Regions from separate parts of the Homo sapiens genome. Here region 1 is linked to region 2. Evidence: read pairs that join two places in POLR2A ChIA-PET (ENCODE). Cell type or tissue: PC-9. All regions are shown on one strand. Links, peaks and the distances in the headings refer to the core of each region. The heading gives the core; the rest is flanking DNA. Region 1 has its middle 3.5 kb from the start of CBLC. Region 2 overlaps CEACAM16-AS1 (CEACAM16, CEACAM19 and PVR antisense RNA 1).

Region 1 (2,907 bases), core at 265-2,764, 56 kb after region 2:
GATTATCCATTCTTCAACTGATGGACATTTAGGTTGTTTCCACAAGTCTTTGGGTAGATATATGCTTCCAATTCTCTGGGATATATATATACGTAGGAATGCTCTAGCCCTGTGTTTAACATTTTGGGGAGCTGCCAAACTGTTTTCCAAAGCAGCTGCACCATTTTACATTCCCACCAACAGCGTAGAGGGTTCCAATTATTTCTCCATATCCTTGCCAACACTTGTGATTGTCTGTCTTGTTTATGACAGTCATCGTAGTGGGTGTGAAGCAGCATTCACTGTGGTTTTGATGTTCATTTCCTTAGTGGATCACATTGTGGAGCATCTTTTCATGTCATTCACTTCATTTGTATCCACTTTGAGTCAAATCTGGAAAAAGAGTTATTATAGTTGCAAAGTGGATACAAAAAAACCTGTCAAATCTAGGAAAAGAGTTCATATAGTTGCAGATTTTTTTTCTTTTTTAGACAAGATCTCACTGGGTCATCCAGGCTGGAGTACAGCAACACAATCATAGCTCACTGAAGCCTCAAACTCCTGGGCTCCAGCAATCCTCCCACCTCAGCCTCCCGAGTAGCTGGGACCACAGGCAGCATCCCAGCATGCCCAGTTTTTTTTTGTTGTTGTTGTTCTTTGTTTTTGTCTTTTTCAGACGGAGTCTCGCGCTGTCGCCCAGGCTGGAGTGCAGTGGCATGATCTTGGCTCACTGCAGCCTCCGACTCCTGGGTTCAAGCGATTCTCCTGCCTCAGCTTCCTGAGTAGCTACGATTACAGGTGCGTGCCACCATACCCAGCTAAGTTTTGTATTTTTCATAGAGATGGGGTTTCACCATGTTGGTCAGGCTGGTCTCGAACTCCTGAGCTCATGATCCGCCTGCCTTGGCCTCCCAAAGTGCTGGGATTACATGCGTGAGCCACTGCACCCAACCATTTTTGGTTTTTTGGTTTTGCTTTGTTTTGTTTTTGTTTTTGTTTGTAGAGACAGGGCCTTGCTATGTTGCCAGGTTGGTCTCAAACTCCTGGCTTCAACCGATCCTCCCACATCAGCCTCCCAAAGTGACAGGATTACAGGCGTGAGCACCACCCCTCTTCCAGCTTGTGGTGTTCACTGGTAATCTTTGGTGTTGTTTGGCTTATAGATGCATCACTCCAATCTCTCTGCCGCCATCGTCATATGTTGTGTGTGTGTGTGTGTGTGTGTGTGTGTGTGTGTGCACCTGTAACTGTATCCAAATTTCCTTTTCATAAGGATATCAGTCAGATTTAGGACCCACCCTAATCCAGTAGAAACTTATCCTGATCTGATTACATTTGCAAAGACCTTATTTCCATATAGGGTCACATTCATAAATTCCAGTGAACATGAACTTGGTGGGGAGGGGAATGATTCAACCCAGGCCACTCATTATTATGTGTTTATGACACACACTGTTGGTATTTGTGTCCAGTTCATTCACCTTAATTGCTGCGCAAGAGTTTATTGTGAGAGTACACCACAATTTATGTCAGGCTGCTGGTGGTGAACACCCACCTTGTTGCCAATTTCCTCCACTTCCAACAAGAATGCAATTAACATCCCTGAACATGTCTCTTGGAGTTTCTTAGGGCAGTATCTTTCAAACGGCCAAACAAGATCCATTAGTGGGTTGTGAAATCAATTTAGTGGGTTATAAACAATTTTTCCTTTAATGAAATGGAATTAAATAGAAGCTATTAGAGTGCATGCTCATAGTCGGAGTGAGAGCTCTTCTGTGAAACTTTTGCTTCAGGTGTCTATAGCTGTATTAATGTCCAGCAAAAGTGTTTACAAGCCACAGCTCTGAAAGAGGTAACTGGACAAATGACCTGTCCATTTGTCCAAAGGTCTCGTGGATGCTGCCAAATTGCTCTGCAATGTAGTTTGTCCATTTGCACTCAGAGCAGCTCCTTGCCAATACTTGCCAGTCAACACTTTGAACTTTTTCAGGCTAATGGGTTTTCATCCTGTTTTGTTTTTTGTTTTGTTTTGTTTTGTTTTGTTTTGTTTTTTGAGACAGTCTCGCTCTGTCGCCCAGGCTGTAGTGCAGCAGCATGATCTCAGCTCACTGCAACCTCTTCCCCCCGCCGGGTTCAAGCGATTCTCCTACCTCTGCCTCACAAGTAACTGGGATTACAGGCACACCACTATGCCCAGCTAATTTTTGTATTATTTTAATTATTTATTTATTTATTTTTATTTATTTATTTTTGAGATGGAGTCTCACTCTGTCACCCAGGCTGGAGTGCAGTGCTGCAGTGTTGGCTCACTGCAACCTCTGCCTCCTGGATTCAAGCGATTCTCCCGCCTCAGCCTCCTGAGTAGCTGGGACTGCAGGCACGCAACACCATGCCCAGCTAATTTTTGTATTTTGAGAAAGGGGGTTTTGCCATGTTGGCCAGGCTAGTCTCCAACTTCTAACCTCAAGTGATCCACCCACCTCAGCCTCCAAAAGTGCTGGGATTACAGGCATGAGCAACTGTGCCCAGCCTAATTTTTGTATTTTTAGCAGAGATAGGGTTTCACCATGTTGGCCAGGCTGGTCTCAAACTCCTGAACTCAAGTGATCCACCCGCCTTGGCCTCCTAAAGTGCTGGGATTACAGGCTACAGGCATGAGCCACCACACCCGGCCCAATCTATTTATTTATTTTATTTTTTTATTTATTTTCTTTTTGGTCGTTTTTTAATTTAAAGAAAAATTTTAAGATTTTCAATTCCTACGAGATGGGGGTGGGGCTAAGGAGGGGCTCAGGGTGCATTGGGAGGTTCGGCTCTCATCCTATGCCCCCTACCCGCCGACCTCAAAGGACTTTTGAGAATTCAGTGTGCCAATGTTTGCAAAGCATTACACACAGGGCCTGATAGACAGCAAGCATTCAATAAATG
Region 2 (2,907 bases), core at 144-2,643:
TGAACCCAGGAGGCAGAGGTTTCTGTGAGCGGAGATTGCACCACTGCACTCCGGCCTGGGCAACAAAGTGGACTCCATCTCAAAAAAAAAAAAAAGTAATAGGCAGATCACAAGATCAAGAGATTAAAACAATCCTGGCCAACATGGTGAAACCCTGTCTCTACTAAAAAATACAAAAATTAGTTGGCCGTGGTGGCACATACCTGTAGTCCCAGCTACTTGGGAGGCTGAGGCAGAAGAATTCGCTCGAACCCAGGAGGCGGAGTTTGCAGTGAGCCTAGATCGTGCCACTGCACTCCAGCCTGGAGACAGAGTGAGACTCTGTCTCAAAAAAAAAAAAAAGTAATAAAAGCAATAATAATAAATGTGTATGAGCTTTTAGAAACACGATGCTCATCATCGCAGGTTCCAGGGTAGGTGCTCTCAGCACAGGTTCTCTGACTTGCTCCTCAAAGCTTCCCTTTGAAATGGAACTATTAATACATTTCCCAAATCTCCTGTTTATTAACGTAAACATCCCTGCGAAGAGCACTGGCTAACGCCTGTTATCCCATCACTTTGGGAAGCTGAGGCAGGAGGATTACTTGAGGCCAGGAGTTCAAGAACAGCCTGGGCAACATTGCAAGACCCTATCTCTACAAAAAAAAACAAAAAACAAAAAAAAAAAACAGAATTATTTGGGCATGGCAGTACTTGTCTGTCATCCCAGCTACCTGGGAGGCTGAGATGGGAGCATTGCTTGCGCCTAGGATTTTGAGGCTGTAGTGAGCTGTGATGGTGCCATTGCACTCCAGCCTATGAGACAGAACAAGACCCTGTCTCAAAAATTAAAATAAAATAAAATAAGTTATATATCCCAGGCTTCTGCCTGGGCCCAGAAAACCTGTCTCTCCAGGGTGGGGACTTGAAAGAATTTTCTTTCTTTTTTTTTTCTTTTTTTTTTTTTTTTGAGACAGAGTCTTGCTCTGTCATCCAGGCTGGAGTGCAGTGGCATGATCTCAGCTCACTTCAACTTCTGCCTCCCGGGTTCAAGCTATTCTTGTGCCTCAGCCTCCCGAGTAGCTGAGATTATAGGCGCCTGCCACCACGCCCGGAAAGCAGAATTTTTAACAAAGGGTCTAGGGAATTTTTGTTAGCTGGGAAATTGGGGGACTCAGATGCAGAGACTGTTTGACAAAAAAAAAAAAAAAAGGAAAGTGAGACACCACAAAGAAGAGGAGGTGACTTGCCCAAAGTTACTCAGCCAGAAAGGAGCAGGGCCAGGATTTGGTCCAGAGAGGAGCAGGAACTAGTCCAGGGTCACGGAGCAGGTTTCAGATGAGGGCTGAGACTGGCGCCCTTCACTGTCCCGAGCAGGTCCGCAGTGGCTCCTCGCCTCCCCCATTAAGCCACGAAGCTCTGGTGGCGCCGGGGGCCCTCAGGTTCCACCAGCCGTGGGTGGGGAGGCAGACTATACCCCTCTCAGCCCCAATCCCTTCCCCCTCACCCAAGCTGCCTTTTCTCAAATAACCACACTGGGGAGGGCAGGGAGTCGGGGTGACCTTGAGGCCAGAATACACAATGGCCCAGTCCCTCTCTGGAGCCCTGCCAGGGAGAGGAAGGAAGCCTGCCCTGTTTTTTTCCATGGACTGGAATGTTGATTCAGGATGGAGAGCAGGGAGGAGGGAAGGGGGAGGTGGGAGAGAGAGAAAAAAAAAAAAGGAGGAAAGAGAAGGGAGTAGGAGGAGGGTGGAGGAGGGAGAAAAGGGGAACAGGGCAAAAAGGGAGAAGAAGGAGGTGGAGGAGGTGGAGGAGGAGGAGGGATGGGGAGGAAGAGGAGAAGAAAGAGGAAGGAGACAGAAGAGGAGCATGGAGGAGGGGGTGCCAAGGCCAGACTTTGGGAACCAAGGAATGAGCCCCATCAGCTTCAGCCCATCCTGACACACAGTGTGGAGAATGCAGAGTCCAGAGAGGGCACCCCAAATCTGCAAGGTTGCACAGGACCAGTGCAGCCAAAGGGCCTCACCTGTGCGGCTGCCTCCTGCCTGTGGAGGCAGGAGCTCCCTGAGTCCTCACAGAGACCTTCAGACGCAGGTGTCATGTTGCATGTTTCTCAGAAGAGGATACTGAGGCGCCCAGAGGTAAAGCCACATTTCCTGGAGCATCTCCCCTTCGGATCGGACTCCAGGGTCCTTACAATGGTCTGCAGGCCTGCCCGCCCGTCATTCCCTTCATCATCTCCTCTCCTTCACTCACTGCAGCCACCTGGCCTCCTGGCTATTGTTTGAACAAATCAAGCAACTCCTTCCTCGGGGCCTTTGCACTGGCTGTTCCCGCTGCCAGGAATTTCCTTCCCTCAGACACCTGCATCACTCCAGTCAGGTCTCTGCTCAGATGTCACCTCCTCAGAGGGGTCCCCTGTACACCCAAAGTTGTCTGGCTTTATTCTTCACAGCATTTATCACTTACACAACTAACCCAACTTTACATTTTATATTTCTTTTTTGTTTTCTTTTTTGAGACAGTCTTGCTCTGTTGCCCAGGCTGGAGTGCAACCGCACAATCACAGCTCACTGTGGCCTCGAACTCCTGGGCTCAAGCAATCCTCCTGCCTCACTCTCCTAAGTAGCTGGGACTACAAGTGCTCACCACCATGACCTGCTAATTTTATATATATATATATATATATATATATATATATATATATATATATATACACACACACACACACACACATATATATACACATACATATATATATACACACAAACATACATATATATACATACATATATATATATGTGTATATATATATATATATATATATATATATTTTTTTTTTTTTTTTTTTTTTTCCCTGAGATGGAGTCTTGCCCTCTCGTCCAGGCTACTAGAGTGCAGTAGTGCAATCTTGGCTCACTGCAACCT

What was found. Peaks named below come from ENCODE experiments on the same cell type or tissue, not always from the same donor. Only the 100,000 strongest peaks of a DNase experiment are listed, where the experiment ranks them.
Region 1: POLR2A ChIA-PET joins it to region 2 with 21 read pairs; 27 of 35 experiments call an interaction of 5 or more read pairs at or near these places.

The regions. Positions count from the first base shown.
Region 1 is chr19:44,772,950-44,775,856 of GRCh38, forward strand. No RefSeq gene overlaps it. Among named protein-coding and RNA genes, the nearest start is that of CBLC, 3.5 kb to the right of the region's middle. In PC-9, for the core only: no CTCF peak of the experiment used is centred there; a DNase peak (open chromatin) is centred at 1,402; H3K4me3 peaks cover 546 bases; H3K27ac peaks cover 2,500 bases.
Region 2 is chr19:44,717,225-44,720,131 of GRCh38, forward strand. All of the region lies in intron 1 of CEACAM16-AS1 (CEACAM16, CEACAM19 and PVR antisense RNA 1), which reads right to left. Among named protein-coding and RNA genes, the nearest start is that of CEACAM16-AS1, 6.5 kb to the right of the region's middle. In PC-9, for the core only: no CTCF peak of the experiment used is centred there; DNase peaks (open chromatin) are centred at 1,257 and 1,607; H3K4me3 peaks cover 613 bases; H3K27ac peaks cover 2,192 bases.